Regions from separate parts of the Homo sapiens genome. Here regions 1, 3, 4, 5 and 6 are each linked to region 2. The links are chromatin contacts, found by Hi-C or POLR2A ChIA-PET in ENCODE. All regions are on one chromosome and are shown on one strand. Each heading gives the region's core, a stretch centred on a gene start or an enhancer-like site at or near the end of the contact. The rest is flanking DNA. Distances are from core to core; before and after follow the strand shown.

What was found. A loop is a pair of places that touch in the nucleus more often than their neighbours do. ChIA-PET counts read pairs that join two places held with the same protein, here RNA polymerase II (POLR2A). Pooled maps may share reads with other maps.
Region 1: a loop to region 2 is called in a pooled map, with 2.8 times the contacts of the local background. The contact joins two enhancer-like sites. A Hi-C loop is called at or near these places in 2 of 50 pooled maps. POLR2A ChIA-PET finds 5 or more read pairs at or near these places in 4 of 52 experiments (activated CD4-positive, alpha-beta T cell, activated T-cell and activated naive CD8-positive, alpha-beta T cell).
Region 3: a pooled map shows a loop between it and region 2 (3-fold over the local background). The contact joins two enhancer-like sites. A Hi-C loop is called at or near these places in 1 of 37 single-sample maps with no recorded cell type and 2 of 50 pooled maps. POLR2A ChIA-PET finds 5 or more read pairs at or near these places in 2 of 52 experiments (H1 and activated CD4-positive, alpha-beta T cell).
Region 4: a map of OCI-LY7 shows a loop between it and region 2 (7-fold over the local background). The contact joins two enhancer-like sites. A Hi-C loop is called at or near these places in 14 of 168 maps with a recorded cell type or tissue (MCF 10A, OCI-LY7, PC-3 and 10 more), 8 of 37 single-sample maps with no recorded cell type and 15 of 50 pooled maps. POLR2A ChIA-PET finds 5 or more read pairs at or near these places in 6 of 52 experiments (A549, MCF 10A, OCI-LY7 and 3 more).
Region 5: a map with no recorded cell type shows a loop between it and region 2 (6-fold over the local background). The contact joins two enhancer-like sites. A Hi-C loop is called at or near these places in 3 of 37 single-sample maps with no recorded cell type and 3 of 50 pooled maps. POLR2A ChIA-PET finds 5 or more read pairs at or near these places in 2 of 52 experiments (T-cell and activated naive CD4-positive, alpha-beta T cell).
Region 6: a map with no recorded cell type shows a loop between it and region 2 (11-fold over the local background). The contact joins two enhancer-like sites. A Hi-C loop is called at or near these places in 16 of 37 single-sample maps with no recorded cell type and 7 of 50 pooled maps. POLR2A ChIA-PET finds 5 or more read pairs at or near these places in 5 of 52 experiments (WTC11, activated CD4-positive, alpha-beta T cell, activated T-cell and 1 more).

The regions. Positions count from the first base shown.
Region 1 is chr7:130,980,954-130,983,653 of GRCh38, reverse strand. The region is part of intron 4 of LINC-PINT (long intergenic non-protein coding RNA, p53 induced transcript); the gene reads left to right. Among named protein-coding and RNA genes, the nearest start is that of LINC00513, 69 kb to the right of the region's middle. Within about 2 kb of position 1,318, at least 6 of the 41 ENCODE cell types and tissues checked have a DNase peak (open chromatin) inside an H3K27ac peak, as active enhancers do.
Region 2 is chr7:131,122,814-131,125,513 of GRCh38, reverse strand. It overlaps a transcript of MKLN1 not described here. Among named protein-coding and RNA genes, the nearest start is that of LINC-PINT, 14 kb to the right of the region's middle. RefSeq lists a silencer at 958-1,037 and an enhancer at 1,178-1,337. Within about 2 kb of position 1,378, at least 3 of the 41 ENCODE cell types and tissues checked have a DNase peak (open chromatin) inside an H3K27ac peak, as active enhancers do.
Region 3 is chr7:130,929,101-130,931,800 of GRCh38, reverse strand. The region is part of intron 6 of LINC-PINT (long intergenic non-protein coding RNA, p53 induced transcript); the gene reads left to right. Among named protein-coding and RNA genes, the nearest start is that of LINC00513, 17 kb to the right of the region's middle. Within about 2 kb of position 1,445, at least 15 of the 41 ENCODE cell types and tissues checked have a DNase peak (open chromatin) inside an H3K27ac peak, as active enhancers do.
Region 4 is chr7:131,301,886-131,304,585 of GRCh38, reverse strand. It overlaps a transcript of MKLN1 not described here. Among named protein-coding and RNA genes, the nearest start is that of MKLN1-AS, 25 kb to the left of the region's middle. Within about 2 kb of position 1,250, at least 8 of the 41 ENCODE cell types and tissues checked have a DNase peak (open chromatin) inside an H3K27ac peak, as active enhancers do.
Region 5 is chr7:130,895,780-130,898,479 of GRCh38, reverse strand. All of the region lies in intron 6 of LINC-PINT (long intergenic non-protein coding RNA, p53 induced transcript), which reads left to right. Among named protein-coding and RNA genes, the nearest start is that of LINC00513, 16 kb to the left of the region's middle. Within about 2 kb of position 1,344, at least 28 of the 41 ENCODE cell types and tissues checked have a DNase peak (open chromatin) inside an H3K27ac peak, as active enhancers do.
Region 6 is chr7:130,958,738-130,961,437 of GRCh38, reverse strand. The region is part of intron 5 of LINC-PINT (long intergenic non-protein coding RNA, p53 induced transcript); the gene reads left to right. Among named protein-coding and RNA genes, the nearest start is that of LINC00513, 47 kb to the right of the region's middle. RefSeq lists enhancers at 183-272, 826-915, 242-1,441. Within about 2 kb of position 1,402, at least 16 of the 41 ENCODE cell types and tissues checked have a DNase peak (open chromatin) inside an H3K27ac peak, as active enhancers do.

The DNA of each region.
Region 1 (2,700 bases), core at 69-2,568, 140 kb after region 2:
TTGAAGACGTAGTTCCAGGGGAGCATAGCATAGCTTCCAGGTGGCTACTGAAATGGCTGACAGTTACTAAAGATGGTGAGGATAGAGTTAAAAGCAGCAGCACTCCCATTTTCTGATGATGGCAGGTGATAACCTTGGAATAAGAAGCTCCAAACTATCATGCCTGCTTAGGCACTAACTTCCTGTAATTGTAATAAAATTGTTGGCATTGCTGAGACCTACTGACACCTTCAGCAAACGTTAGTAAGGGGCATATTACGTGTCCAGTCCTCTGCTTGGTGATGGGATTTGACATTGAATGGGTTATCTTTCTCCTCACTCCACTCCCATCTCTCTGGATCTTCACCAATTCCTGCCCAGATAGATGCTGTATGTCCTGCTATCCGCCTCGTCCCCAGCCTTGCTGTCTCTCCTGCCAGCTCCCCTTCAGCCCCTCAGCATCCCTTTATTCAGGGTGGGAAAAGATGCCAGAGATGGGGCTGAGAGTTGCATCTGGTAGTTAGACTTTTCTCTCATGGAGTTTATGTTGCATCTTCCTCGGCCCTGACTTCTGCTTCATAATTTACATAGTTTATTTTAAATATGATGATGTATGTTTTACCATGTCTTCCTTCGGGGATTTTGGGATATTACCTTTGACAGTTATGTTTCTGTTTTGGAGGTCTTGCAGCTGGCATTATTAGCTTGAGGGAGAGGTGGGGCACTGGGGGTGCACTGAATATCTCCATGGCTTTCAGACCTTTTTATTAGAACCCCCAGGAGGAAATACCTGTTACCTTAGGGCCCAGCACACATATTTGTACATGTGGGTATGTGGTTTCCTGAAGCTTACTTTATGCAAGCTGGGATAGAGTTTTTTAATTCTATCACTTTTTCTTTTCCCTTTTTCTCTCTTTTTATTGTTCATCATAACCAGCAAAGTGGATTTCTTAACCTGCTAGTCAGTCGGTTGTCCTTTGACAAGCTTGCAGTATTTCAGTGCTATGGTAGGGACGCATGGTTTCTTGCCCTTCTCCCTGTATTCTTCAGTAACTTCTACAGCATTTTTTTACCCCTAAAAATGCCTCAAACCTGCCTTAACTTTATTCTTTATGGGCCGAGCTCTCTCCTTCCTTTTGTAATAAGCTTCTGTTTCTATTTTCTCACCTACTGTTCCCTTCTCAACTTTCTGTCTGAACTTGAACATTCTTCTCCTCCTGATCAATACCTAAGAATGCTTTTGTTTACCGTTTCGAATAAGATCAATCCTTCTGTGCTGTTAGATACCTGGTTATCTCTTGGTTGGTGCCATGGGTTGTAGAGAGACATCTGCTGGCCCAAGTGTAGTGTTGCATTGTTTTTCTGTGCTGAATCACCTTGTCATTTTTTAGTACCTTAAACTTTCATAGTGTGCAAGTGAGCTTGTATATTGGAATGTGTTGAAGTCATCTACCTAATCTCTTCAAGCATTTTTAGCATTTAGCTCAACATCTAATTAATTGAAATGTAGTCATACATTATAACCCAGTTTAAGGAGCTGCAATCTAGTAGGGGAAAAGGATTTCATGGTAAAACCTGAGTCCTCACCTTCATGTATTTTTTAATGAGACTGAAAAATGACAGTTAAATAAAGGTTCAGATCCATTTAAAACTTTTGGAAATGATAATTCACTCTTCCAAGATAAATGAGAACTGAATTTTTTTATTTGTATAAATTTGAAAGGTACAAGTGCAGTTTTGTTACATGGATATATTGTGTAGTAGTGAAGCCTGAGCTTTTAGTGTAACCATCACCTGAATAGTGTACATTGTACCCATTAAATAATTTCTCATGCCTTACCCGCCTCCCACTGTCTCACCCTTCCAAGTCTCCAGTGATTGTTATTCCACACTGTTATGTCCACGTGCACACATATTTAGCTCCACTTATCATTGAGAACATGTAGTATTTGACTACTCACTTCTGAATTTTTTCACTTAAAATAATGACCTCTAGTTCCATCTATGTTGCAGTAGAAGACATTATTTCATTTTTTATGTCTGAGTAGTAGTCCATTGTATATATCACCACATTTTCTTCATCCAGTCATCAGTTGATGGACACTTAGGTGGATTCCATAACTTTGCTCTAGTGAATAGTGCTGTGATAAACATACGAGTGCAGGTATCTTTTTATATAATGATTTGATTTTGGGGTGATATATACCCAGTAGTGGGATGGCTGTATCAAATGGTAGCAGAACTTAATTTTTAACTGGTGTAGGTTTGCAGCTTGGTTTCTTATGTGAGAGGTATGGTTGGTGCTAGCTATAAAGCTAGTGCTGGAAAAAGACAAAATCTGAAATCTATTGCTTCTTTACTTTGAAACTCTAGTTAGATTATCACAGTGATTCTGTACCATCCTTGTCTTAGCAAAATTCTCACTGATTTCAGATGCAAGTTTATAAAGGAATTGCAATTATGTACATACATCTAAGATTTCTCCATAAATATGACAAATTTTAAAGATTATAATTGCAAAATTGTTCTTTTAAACAAAACTAAACCAACATTGACCTATCTTTGAGGGCTGTTTCTAAAGCTAACAGGCAATAAACAAGATATTGTATCCCAATTTCCTGCTTTGAAAAGATCTCATTGGAGTAGTTGGTAGTTGTAGAAGTTTCTAAATGTTTTGTTATTGAAGCCAAGTTGAAGTTGCTCATTTGATTCTTTGACTAT
Region 2 (2,700 bases), core at 129-2,628:
GACTCCTCTTGCCCTTTATTTCCTAGTTCCTGGCCAGAGGGAGTCTTGTGTCCATATTTTCTCTTAACTTGCTCCTCTCGTTCATGTCAGGTTAGCAGGTGCAGAATTGCCTTCTTTGGCTATTACAAATTCAAAGCTGCCCTGGTCACTTATTTTAAGTTGTTTGTCACTTCTACTTTGCCAACATATTTTTCTTAGCTGGTTAGAATTAAGCACAGAATAGTACTTCTTCAGTAAGCAATTAGTTTAAATTTAAGTCATGCCAACTTTATTTGACGATCACTTTTCAGCAGAATGAGACTGTCAGTAGATATCAGATAAGCTGAAGTTCTCCATTACCCCTATATCGTGTCCCTGTGCCAATAATTTTGTCATTTGTATTGGGAAAGCATTACTGATGTTGCCATAACAGGATCACAAGGCATGCTAGGAGTAGTTGACTGCATACAGCCAGTGGAGAGAGGGTATGAGCCAAGACCAGGGTTGGGGGATGCTCCCTAGAGCACGGGCTATGAATACAGAAACCAGCTTGGATCTGGGCAGCTGGCCTCTGCAAAACCTTGTGTCTCTTAATCACATAAAGTTCAGGAAGCTGTTAATACCAGGCAGTTTAGCCTTACCCTAGCAATGGGTTATCTATAAAGGGGAAGGCGCATATGTCCCATGGTTTGAGGAGAGCACAGCAGGGGTGTAGGCAGCAGAATACAGCCCTCTGCAAAGATGACTGGTCAGAACTAAGCTAAAGAAGACATCAGGATCATGGTAAAGTAGGCTGGGGTTCAAGACAAGGGACCCACATCCAAAGGGAGACTGGGATACAAGGCAGGAGGACCAGAGACTGAGGTGTTGAGGGCAAGGTGGAAACCCATATTGGGCAGAGGGGTGGGGAGGCACAATAGGAGGGAGCTACAGATGTCTGAGGCCCCATGGCTGACCTAACTGAAAGGAAGCACAATGGTGGGGCCGATACTAATGGTGACTTTCTCCAGTCTGAGCCAGCGTTTAAGTACTGGGGAGGCTGGGGGTTGGACCCATAAGTAGGGCTCCTTAGACAACCCAGCAGCTGGTTGCTAGAGAAGACAAAAGCAAGACAACTGGCCAGGTGCCTTATTGTATGCTCCTGTGACAATGTCACTTCTGCTTTTATTTTCAGCCAAATGTTCTCGGCCAGGTGTTCAGCCCCCAGGTTTGCGGGTTTCTATATGTGTCTGTGACCTCTTGACTTACAAGCTTACTCTGCTTTGCCTTTGGTTGTGTGCTTCTTTTGAATAAGTTACCTACCTTCATATTGCTGTAATACTACAACAACAGCTACCATTTACTCATTGTCTACCATTTCCCAGGTACTACACCTGCTGATTTACATACATGATCTTATTTAATTCTCACAACCTCCTTGAGAGGTAGGTGTTATTATCCTCATTTCAAAAAGAGGAAACTGAAGCTTATATGGTGTATGTAATCACCCCAAGGTCATGCAGCTGGGATGCAAAAGAGCTCAGATTTAAACTTAGTTTTGTCTGACTGCCTATTGTTGCTTTAAAAGACTGCATTTATACATTGATACTGTGATACACCTGAACAATTCTCACAGAACTTATCAGTCACTAGATCTTTTGTCTGTCAGTCTACCTACCTACCTACTTATGAATTATCTATCCTTTTATCTTCAACTCCATAATACCCAGTACTGTACTATGTAAGAAGTAGATTTTTTTTTTTTTTTGAGACAGAGTCTTGCTCTGTTGCCCAGGCTGGAGTGCAGTGGCACAATCTCGGCTCACTGCAACCTCTGCCTTCTGGGTTCAAGCAATTCTCCTGCCTCAGCCTCCCAAGTAGCTGGGATTACAGGTGCCTGCCACCATGCCTGGCTAATTTTTGTATTTTTACTAGAGACAGGGTTTCACCATGTTGGCCAGGTTGGTCTTGAACTTCTGACCTTGTGATCCACCTGCCTCGTCACAGGCCACCACACCCAGCTATTTTTATTTGTACTTTGTAGAGACAAGGTCTTGCTATTTCCCAGGCCATCACATTTTTAAATGATTGGAAAATGTGAAAAGAAGAATGATATTTTATGACACATAAAAATTATTTGAAATTCAAATTCATTTTATTGGAATATGGCCAGGTTCATTCATTTAAATTTTGTCTGTGGCTGCTTTGCACTACAATGGCAGAATTGAGTAGCTGAGACAGACTGTAGGGCCAGGAAGGCCTAGATTATTTCCTTTCTGGCCCTTTATAGAAATGGAAAAAGTTTGCTGATCTTTGGTATAACTAAATGATACAGGATGGCATAACATTTTAAATATTGTTTCAACTACATCTATTACTGTATTTCCTAAAATTTCCAGTTCAAGGACACTCTCTTTTATTATGTAGAAGAGCTCCACGTTCTTAGAACAGAGTCAAACATGTCCTTCTTTGATATTCTGTACAGCGGCCCTGATAGCAGCAACACTTTTTTTTTTTTTTTTTTTTTTTTTTTGAGACGGAGTCTCGCTGTTTCGCCCAGGCCGGACTGCAGTGGCGCTATCTCGGCTCACTGCAAGCTCCGCCTCCCGGGTTCACGCCGTTCTCCTGCCTCAGCCTCCCGAGTAGCTGGGACTACAGGCGCGGGCCACCACACCCGGCTAATTTTTTTTGTATTTTTAGTAGAGATGGGGTTTCACCGTGTTAGCCAGGATGGTCTCCATC
Region 3 (2,700 bases), core at 196-2,695, 190 kb after region 2:
TGGAAATAGTAAATTATAAGAGGTTTGACCCAAAAATATACATCAAAATTAGGCAGTATTCGGTGTTTAGCCTCCATCTGCCTTGTCTTCTTGTCTTTAGTTGTGCAAGTAGATGCTGATGATTTCTGGCAGAGCTAAAGTAAGTAAATCATGTGAATTTATTTTTTTTCCTCATAAAACAGATGGCATGGTCTAGCTCTGGGCTTGTATGTTTCATGAAGTACATGGGTCTGAGTGCGTATTTATTTTGTGAGCCAAGGTTTATGCCTTCTTCTATAATTTTCTTTCACCGAAAATTACCTGGAGAGCTAGAAACTCCATTTGTGTCAGTGTAAGAAGCTTTAGAATCTATATCCAGACCAAGGCCATGGAACAATGTAGATTCACTCAGTAAAAACTCACTAGCGGCCTTCTTTGTACTAGTCTGTCACCTTTGCTTGGCTTTGGGAAGCTTCAAACTAGGGCAGTTTATGTTTGGGAGTGACCAGTCAAATAGCAAGACAGACATAGGCAAGGATGTAATTTTTAAAAATTTAAGTGGGGAATGGTGAAGCATGAATCAAAACAGAAGGTAGTCTTACCTTCTTGGAACTGTAAAATAAATACATTTGAAAAAGGCACCCTCTCAACCTTCTGCGAGTCAGAATTTTTGCTGCCACCCCTCATTTTGAATCTCTATTCTGCATTTTTTATTCTTTTTTTTAGGAAGGAGGAAGAAAAATTTCTCCTGAAGAATTCATTGGAAATTAAAATTAACTTGCGTATTTTGTATTCTTTGGAATGTGATGAAGACTGATTTGAAAGGGCAGTGCTGGATTTGGTCAGGCATAGGAAAGGAAGACATGCAGTCGTCCTGCCTAGCTCATCCCCGCCACGATGGAGAAGTGGGGTTGCTTTCGTTGTACTTTTTTTCATTTGTTTCTTGCCAAGCCCAGTGGCTTCTGTTATAACATGTGGCAGCTTCTCCCTTGGAGACTGATTCAGTCCAAGTTACCATAATATTTAGGACCAGCTACAGAGACGTTTCTTCCCCTAAACCCATGCCAAATCTAAATCAAACTATCTTCTTCTCCTTAGCCGTTCAAATAGCTCCAGCTCTTATATAAAAATACGAGAAATACACAGGCCTCTTTTCGTTTTATTCCTGTTCAAACAGATAAACAAACAAGGCACATCATGCCTAGGTTGCTTTGAGCTTGATCACTTCCTCCTAAAGCAGTCTTACGCTGTGTTGATTTTAAGAATTGCAACTTAGGTGTTCTAGAACATATTCTGAGAGCATAGTCATAGTCTGTGATCTCAGAATATGTTTGCTTCCTTCTAGAACATCTGAGTTCTAGAAATTGCGTACAATAAACTGCTGTCAGTGCTGCTGGAGGAAGGAAGAGTAACTCTGACATCACTGGCCTTCAACAGGTGTGGCGCTGAGCTTCTGGGCCTCAGAAGCCCTGACTTCTAGAGGCTGGGGGCCAGCGGGGCAGGGAGGTGATCTCATCATGGATGGCCACAGATCATCCACCTGCCAAACAGTTAACCCTGAACAAGTCATGTCAATTTATTTTGCTTTTAAAAAAGAAAGTCTGCAAAATAGAAAAAAAAAAAAAAAGATTCTTCATAAATACATTTGTTCTGATCTGTAAATACCCTGGTCATTTCCCCCTTGGCATTTGATACACATAGTATAGACATATTTTAGTCATCCTTGCTCAAGTAATTATATTCCATAACCAACTTTATTAGCATAAATTAACTTCCTCATATTTTTAGCAAGAGTTACTTTCCTTCATTGCTTAGCTTATTGTTTTGAAATATGAATTACTTCAGCACAGTTCATTTTTGTGGATGGCATTTCTGTCTTTTTAATTTATAATTATTTGATATATACAAAAGATGGTATGTAACATACAAGTAAACTCTAAAGCACAATTTTAAAGGTGCTCCAGTGAACCACCATCCAACTTAAGAATTGGCTCATTACAAATACTTGGAGATCTCGCTAAGTATCTTATTCCTAGCATTTTCCTGCTTTCCCACTATTCCGAAATTTGTATTTATAATTATCCTGATTTTTAAACAAACATATATTTTTATCACAGTGTAATGAGTAAATGTGTGTTGCTAAAGGTATTTTGAGACATATAAAAATAGTATCGGACTTTGCATGGTCTTTTTGGAACTTGAGATTTTCCTCCATATATTTGCAAAATTCATCCATGTTTTCAGGAATAGCTACAGTTCCTTCATATTGCCAGAATATTCTAGTGTGTGAATATATCATAATTTATCCACTATCTTATTTATTGAGGGGGGGTGGGAAACAAGGAGCTCTTTTTATAGACATGTTGAGTCTGAGATCTCTATTAGAAATCCATTGGAAATGAGCAGGCAGGTGGATGCTGTTATTCAGGAGAGATGACTGAGATGGAACTAACAGCGTGTAGATGGCATCTAAAGCATTGTCTTCCCAACTATTCTTAGAATGATGGGCCATTTAGCCCATCAACTGAGATTTCTGTGTTAACAGTTTTTTGTTTTTTGTTTTTTGTTTTTTAATTTCTTAAAGGTCTATCTGGTGTTTTTTGTTTGTTTGCTTTTTCCCAAATCTGCCTGGTCACTTTGTTCAAGTGTGACTTGTAAGGGAGTAAACAAGGAGAGTATGAGCTTCAAAGAAAATGGGGGGAAGTATTTTGCCAGCTCTCA
Region 4 (2,700 bases), core at 1-2,500, 180 kb before region 2:
CGCTATCCCATAGGCAAGCTCTGCTGTAAATAAAAGCATTTCCTTTTATGATATTATTATGCAACAGATGAAGAAACTAATATCCAAATATGTTAGCTGCCATGCCTAAGGTCATTTATACAACCAGGCTGTTTACACATCTCAATCTAGAACCCAAGTCCCCAATTCTCAACCACTTTCCAAATGTAATTTTTTGTTTTATTTTGTTTTTAGAGACAGAGTCTCACTCTGTTGCCAAGACTGGAGTACAGCAGTGGCATGATCATAACTCACTGCAACCTTGAATTCCTAGGCTCAGGTGATCCTATCTCTTCAGCCTCCTGAGTAGCTAGGACTACAGGCATGGGCCACTTCCTCCAGCTAATTTATTTTTTTGTAGAGTCAGGGTCTTCCTATGTTGCCCAGGCTGGTCTCAAACTCCTGGCCTCAAGAGATCCTCCCGCCTCAGCCTTCCAAAGTGCTAGGATTACTGGCATGAGTCACTGTGCCTGGTCTTCCTAATGTACTTCAGGGGACATTTTTGAGGCCTATACCTATATTGTACACATACAGCACATAGTAGGCACTCAAGAAATATTTTTTAAATTGAATCTCCTAGTTCCTCCTGAATTTCTTCTCACTAGTGTATTATTATGTTTAAATAAATAAAAGGAGTTTGCTTAGGGATCATCTATAAATCAGAAGACTAGAAAGAATTAAAGGCATGGGGCTGTTGGCCAGTTTTTTTGGTCCGTAAATATAGAAAATCACAATGGGGATATAAGAGTGAACTTGCCTCAAAATAATTCACATTGAACACTTCTCATATGAGGAAGTTACATGCATTATCTCAATTAATTTTCATAACAGCCCCACAAGTAAACTGAGACTCTTAGAGGTTGAGACTCACCAAATTCATGCATCCTTTATATCATACAATTCTCAAGTGCGTGCATTCCTAACATCACCCCAGGATTCAGAAGTCCAAGAGATGGAATCTCTGATACTTTCCTAAAACAAATGGTTCTGCCTCAATCTTATTTCTGCTCTCTCATGGTTCCGGTATTAACTCATTACAACTTTGTCATTGTTTGAGATTATTTCTTCAAGCATAACCTTGCCAAAACGAACAAACAAAAAGCAAAGAATACCAGGGTTCTGTTTGTTGAGTAAGGGGATATCCCTTTTATTTTCCAGGAGAAAGTAATTTCAGTCCTGCCCCAATGGGCCCTTTGCCCAAGACACAGGTGAACACTGAGGCTGGCTTCAGGTATGAAGCTAAGGTCTGTCTTCTCCCAGGAGGTGGCAGCAACAGCAGCTGCAGCCTCCGCCTGCTGCAGAAATCAGACAGAATTCATCCGTTTTCCTATTGGCATCCAAACCAAGAAACTCCTGGTTCCAAAGACCACTTCATCCCTTCCTTGGTTTGCAGAGCTTAGTTGGAGCTGGGGCATTGGGAGTTCAGGAGCTGGCAATAATTCCTCTTTATAAGTGCTTAGTTTTTTTTGTAAACACTTTGGTCTGGGCTGTGACCTTGAAACATGTATGAAGGAGGTTCAGGAAGTCTCTGGCCAGGGAAAAAGAGCTTCAGAAAGAAACAGTAGCTGAAACACATCCACACAAGCATAAATCTAGAGACCCCAGCGCACAGTTTGGTACCACACAAACGATACAGATTGTAGACCTGGCCTCTCAGCGACCAGCCAGCTGACCTTCTCATTGAACCTGTCAAACCATAATTTCCTCATCCACCCAGTGTGGACTAGGTCATCTTGAAGCACCTGCTAATTCTTAAATTATAAGTTACTGCACTTTTATTTTCTGGACTAATGGTTGGCCTTCACCCTTTCAGAATTTTAAAAAATCTCAGACACAACAAAGCACTACTGGTTCCAAGTTAATCCCGGTTGAGCACATATCCTGGTTTGGCAAACACTGCCAGCTGCATAGAAGGCGGGCAGGAATCCCAGGAAATGTCTGAACACCACTCAGCTATGGATGAACTGTCAACTGCTGGGGGTTGCTTTGCAAATTACCACATCTAAACGAAGCTGACAAAATGATATTTCAGAAAAGCAATTAACACTGATGCCTAGTGTATTTGGAACCAAACAGCCTTTTGGGAAGAGTGAAATTGGCTCAGAAAAAGAGTACCCCAGCGCTCCAGGTAGAAATGTTAAGTCAAGATCTTCCACACTTTTCTCCCATCACCACAAGTCAGATCGTCAGCCTGGTCTTTGTGAAGGAGACGGAAGTAGTTCCTTTCATTTTCCCCCTGCTTCCACTTGGATTGGTTAAACTTTCATCCATTTATTTAGTGAACATCTATAGGTCACCTCCCATGAGTCAGGGGCTGGGCGTACACCTGGTTATTGAGGAGCTCACAATGGAGTAGTCAGATGCTAAATGAATTAATATACATGGAGCATTCAGAAAGGGTTGGAATGTAAAATATAATAGAGGCGATAGAAATAGTATTATCTCCATAAGGCCACAGGCCAAATACCACACTTCCTAATGAACGCTATCCCTGTAGCACAATCATCTAGAAAGAATCCCATCCTCCTACAGGTATTGGCCCCTGTGGCATTGTCAATTAAACTTTTCCTATTTCACATGAAAGTTGTCATATCAGAATCCCTTCCCAGATTGGGAGTTTTGGTTCCGGAAGGCCACTCTAAATGGAAATATTGCACATGTTACCTGGCATCAAAGGATGGG
Region 5 (2,700 bases), core at 95-2,594, 230 kb after region 2:
ACTGAAGCAAAGATAAAAACGGGCAGTCTCAGAATCACCTTTGAAGGTGGAAGGAAGGGCGTTTGTGTGTGACAAGAAGAGTGTACGTTCATACAAGGGTTTTTACTCCTCCTCTGAAAAGTCCTGCTTGGTGGCTGGCCAGTTTGTCATGCTTGGCTGCCCAAGCAAGTGGTGGCAGTCGGAGCACAGGAGAAAGCCGCAGGGGGTGAGGAAGAAGTGCTGGAGAGGGCGCTCCACCTTTCGGCTGCCCTGACCTGTCTCCAGCCCCAGGGCATGTGGTTCTGGGCCGGGCACTGGCCCCCTCTCTGTGGACTGTACCAGGCAGCGGGTAGTGCACAAGCTCTGAGGTCAGGCCACCTGGGCCTAAACTCCAGCTCTGCTCCTTGCTAGCAGTGTGACTCTGGGCACGTTCAAGTTACTTCATGCTTTGTGCCTCAGTTTCCTCATCTGTGAAATGGGGATGGTAACAGGACCCTCATCCCAGGACTGCTGTGTGGATTGAAGTGCCTGCAACGGGATTTGTCTTTTCTGGGATCGCGGTGGATGCTCTATTCCAGGTGAGGGAGTCTCTTGCTTTCTCCTACCTCTTGCAGCCGCTTTGCCTCTGAGTGGCAAATAGCAAGTGGCTGAAAATCACAATGAGCCCGTCAGAGAATGGGGATGGGCCACAAGGCCACAGTCGGATGGGTTCTCCATGCCCTCGACTATGCAGCGGGGTCAGGGCATCCCTTCCTCCTGGGGTGCCCACACCATTCCCTTGGAAGTTTAGACAGCAGCCCTTGCCTCGCCAGACGCAGCAACCCCTCCCAGCTACACGTGGAATCTGTGGCCCAGCCTCCCTCAGATGACCCGCATTGCCTGACAGAGACCAGGGGCCCTGAGGGGTGGCTGTCGCTGGCCTGGGACAGGGTCCCTGCAGGTTTTCAGGGTCCTCAGCAGCATTCGCCAGCGTCGGGTCAGACTGAGTCATGGGGCCCGAGCTCTCCACGAGTTGGTTCTCCAGTTGGTTCTCGTTGGGGGTAATGCCCTTCATCGAACCGCTTCATCCCCAGCCTGTATTGTCTCCGTCTCTTCGCAGTTGTCAGAGGGCTCGGCCGCCACCCTGAAACAGCCCAGAGCTCTCTGAAGAGCACGAGCTTTTACGCTTCTCTCCCCAAATCAACTGACTTTTTCATTGCTTCTGTGGAGGCTTTCTGTGGGAGAAAAGCGTGTTTATGGGGCAAGCTCAGAGAGCTCCTGTCCCCGTGGTGGAATTTTTTTAGTGGCTCTGCCCACGTGGTGGTGAGCGCCGGTGAGGATGGGACGCATTTTCTGCTAAAATGGCTGTGCGAGGCTGCCACCTCGTGGCCAGCACAAGGCAGTGAGTGTGTCCCTTGCTGGAGCTTCTGGGTGAAATAAACTCATTTTAAAGGTCTTCAGCAAGGACCTCACTCCCTCACTCTCTCAGTGTGCATATCATTCCAGCTCCAGGGCTTAATGCGTCTGTTGTGGCATCTCTCAAATCTGTACTTTGCTATCTCTTTGACTACAGAGTCACTACCTTCCGATAAGCCCTTCTGCTGTCTCCAGACCGATCCTTCTAAAGCGTAGATGTCATTGTCTTTCTCTCATTAAAGCTCTTTCATGGCTCCTCATTTTCCAGGTTCCAGCTCATGTCTCAGGAGGCCGCTAAGCCCACTCCTCTGCCCCAGCCTGTGTCTGCGCACGTCTCTTCTCCCTTCCTCCTGGTTTCCTCTGGCTGATACCTGCTCACCTGAAAGTCATCTCAGGTGCCACCTCCTCCAGGGATTCCTCGCATTAGATTAGCTTCCTTCTTCCCCATTCCTAGCTGACTTCCTTCATTATGCCTCAGATCCTTTTTTTGGAAGAAAAAGAAAGAAATGGAAGACAGACTGGCCAGCAGGGGGAGAGAGAGGGAGGGAGGGCATATCAGAGAATTCAATATGCTGCGTTTTAACCAGATACTTTTCTTCCTCTCCCACAAGGCATCAGAGTAGAGACTGCCTTTCATCTCTCTCCCCCTTGTGTAATAGCACAGTGTCTGGCAGATAACTGTTGCTTGCTAATTATTAGAAGGAAGAAAGGGAGGGAGAATAAAAGCCAGCATCACCATGTGATCTTCCTAAGTGCGACAGATGTGAGAAAAGAACTACCTTAAGCTCCAGGGGCCCTAGAGGAACGGCGCTGCGTGCTAGTGCAGATGGTAGCAAACGCTCTCACCTGGCTTGGCAACACTTCTTCACCTCTTCTTTCTACCACCACAGCGACTGTCTCCCTCCAGCCCATCCTACTGCCAAATTCATCTTCTATTAAGCATAGCTTCAATCACATCATTTCTTTATCAAAACACTTCTACAGAGGAGTTCCAAATGCTTTAGCCGGGCCGTCCAGGGCCTCCACAGGATGACCCCAGCCCATCTAGTTTTCTACCACTCTTTATGTGTTTCCTAAGTACCATTCATTATTTTAGGACTTGGTATTTGCTGATGAATTTACTTACTTACTTGAGAGTGTGGCAAAAGCACATCCTAAACTTTCAGTTAAAAGGAGTTTGATTGATTGACCTGCTCTGAGTTTAAGGCACGTGCTGGTCACTGTGGGAGCCATTAAAGAAGGTATTGTTCTGTGGCCGCCAGGAACAGATAGCCCAGCTGGGGACAAGACAAAAAAGCAGGGGGCATTAAGGAACAGACAGCAGAA
Region 6 (2,700 bases), core at 153-2,652, 160 kb after region 2:
GAAAAACGAACCCTTTCTAGTTTTGACTGTCTAGGGAGTAAAAAAAAAAAAGCCTGTCATCTTTCTGAATTAGGATATAAGACGCCTGCCCTGAAGGTGGCAAATCAGACTTCCACACGCATTGCCTTCATTTAGCCAATAGCCCGCTCTGAATGTGTATATTACGATGTGCAGTTTCATTCATCAAGGGGATTTCGGGCTCCAGCAGCACGCAGCCTCCAGTCTTGAGTGACTCCTGGGCTTTGGCTCAGCAGTAACTCCTCCATAAAAACAAGTGTGTGCATCTGGCTGTTAGAAGAATTCATGCTCATCCGGGTAAGGATAAACTGGAGAAATTATTCCTTTTTTTCCCTTTGGGTGGTTTTGAGGTTTTAGAAAAATTGATCCTCTCTTTGAGAAGAGTTCAGAACTATTTGTCTGAAGTTTTTCCATCCAAACTGCTTTATCGTATTATCCACTGTCTTACCCTTTTCCTGTGAAATCTACCCTCTTCAAAACATAGTTTCATTTTCAAATTTTAAAAGATAAGATTCCATTTTTCTTTCCGTGCATGAAACTTTAAAAATTAAATCACCACAGTTGCTACTGGCTTAGAAGTGGGGTCTTATATTTTTAGGAAGTATACTTTAAAAGTTAGGCAGAGGGGAAATCTATGTTTGCATTTGATTTATGAAACAGTGACTGTTACATTAAAGGGCGGATTTTCAGACATACTACTTGATCTGCTCTGACAAGCTATGAGCTCTCTCTCTCTGCCACTTTTCTCCCGAACTGTGTTCTAATGGTGGAATCAGCTCATCTTTTTTCCTTAGGCATGTGGTTTAGTCTGTGTACATTCAGCGCGGTGGCATTTTTCTTGAAGAAGTGACTAAGGCTTCTTGGATGAATTCTGTCTTTGAAAGAGGTAGTAGAATTGCATCAGAAAGGCATTTACAGTAAATGGCTACCCCCCCTTCCTGTAATGACCGCATGTGAAAGAATGCATTAATTCTTGTTTTGAGGAAATGAGAGTTGTAGAGTTCTATGAAAAACTCCCTTTTTTATCATTAGTTAGCCAGGTTTGAATGTTCACATTTTAAAAATCAGGCTCATTTTGTGCTATCTAAATAAAAGTCACAAAGATACAGCTTTCCACTCCATGTTCTATGTGGAGTAACCAATCATCCTGAACTCAAAAAGAGGAAATTATGTTGAATATGGCTACAGTTAATGGCATAAGCCTAAACTAAATTAATTTCTTCATAGTCTTTTTTTATATTAAGTTACTGTGCTTCCTAGCTATGTTGCTGATTTGTCCATCAGGATTTGATTCTCAGTGCGACGGACGATGAAGACTAAAAGGAAACTCCCATAGATGATCTGGTCAGGAGTTCTCATGGAAGCAGTACCGCCCCCTAGGTGACAGAGTGGAAATTTATGAGGGTATTCTGGTGGTACAATGAAGGATTTTTCTGGTTTTTTTTTGAGATGGAGTCTCACTCTGTTGCCCAGACTGGAATGCAGTGGTGTGATCTCAACTGACTGCAACCTCCGTATCCTGGGTTCAAGCAACTCTCCTGCTGCAGCCACGTGAGTAGCTGGGATTACAGGCCCAAGCCACCACACCCAGCTAATTTTTGTATTTTTGGTAGAGACGGGGCTTCCCCATGTTGGTCAGGCTGGTCTCAAACTCCTGACCTCAGGTGATCCGCCGGCCTCGGCCTCCCAAAGTGCTGGGATTACAGGCATGAGCCACCTCGCCCAGCCTAATGAAGGATATTTCATGAGTGAGAGCGAGAGAACTTAATGTCCCACAGTAGAAAAGAGATAAAGAATTGCCCTGTAGTACACATGACTTTCAGTTATCCTGTTGGACATTCGTGTAGGGAAAGATCAGTTTATAATTTTCTGAACCTAGACTTTATTTTTTCATAAAAATGCAAAATAATTTTTGCATACTTTTAATATACACAGAATAGATTCATTTTCATTCTCTGGTCCACCTATACTACTTCTTTCATTTTCCTGCACTTTTAATATGGAAAGCTTCTAATCTGACTTCTCTTAAATACAAGCTTCTTCTTTATAAGTAAGTTACAAGCATCTATTTGATTACATAGTTAATTGTACCTGAAAATTATTTATATAATGAAATGTGAAGTATTTTTTATTATAAATTGCTTCTTTTAGATTATCTTTTATGTACATTTAGGATATTCATGTTTTAAAGCTGCATGTACAGTAGTTAATATTATCAACAAATTTGATTTTAGAGTAGTAAATGGGACATGACAGAATTTTTTTGTCATATAAAGAGAGCTATGAGAATAATGGATAGGGTTTTGAACCAATGAACCAATCCGTGCCTCAGCGTTTAAGGAAGGAGGGTATGCAAATTACCCAGATAGGAGGGATGCTTATCTTCTTCATGAAGTTCCCCAGGGAAGATTTCACGTGTACCTCATTAATTTGTATTAGTATTTTGAAATCTTCATAGTAAGCTAGTTCTTCTGTATTAATATTTTCTAGGAGTCTTCATATGTCACTCTAAAAACATGACCGGGCCAGGTGCAGTGGCTCATGCCTGTAATCCGAGAACTTTGGGAGGCCGAGGCAGGTGGATCACTGAGGTCAGGAGTTCAAGACCAGCCTGGCCAACATGGTGAAACCCCGTTTCTACTAAAAATACAAAAATTAGCTGGGCATGGTGGCAGGTACCTG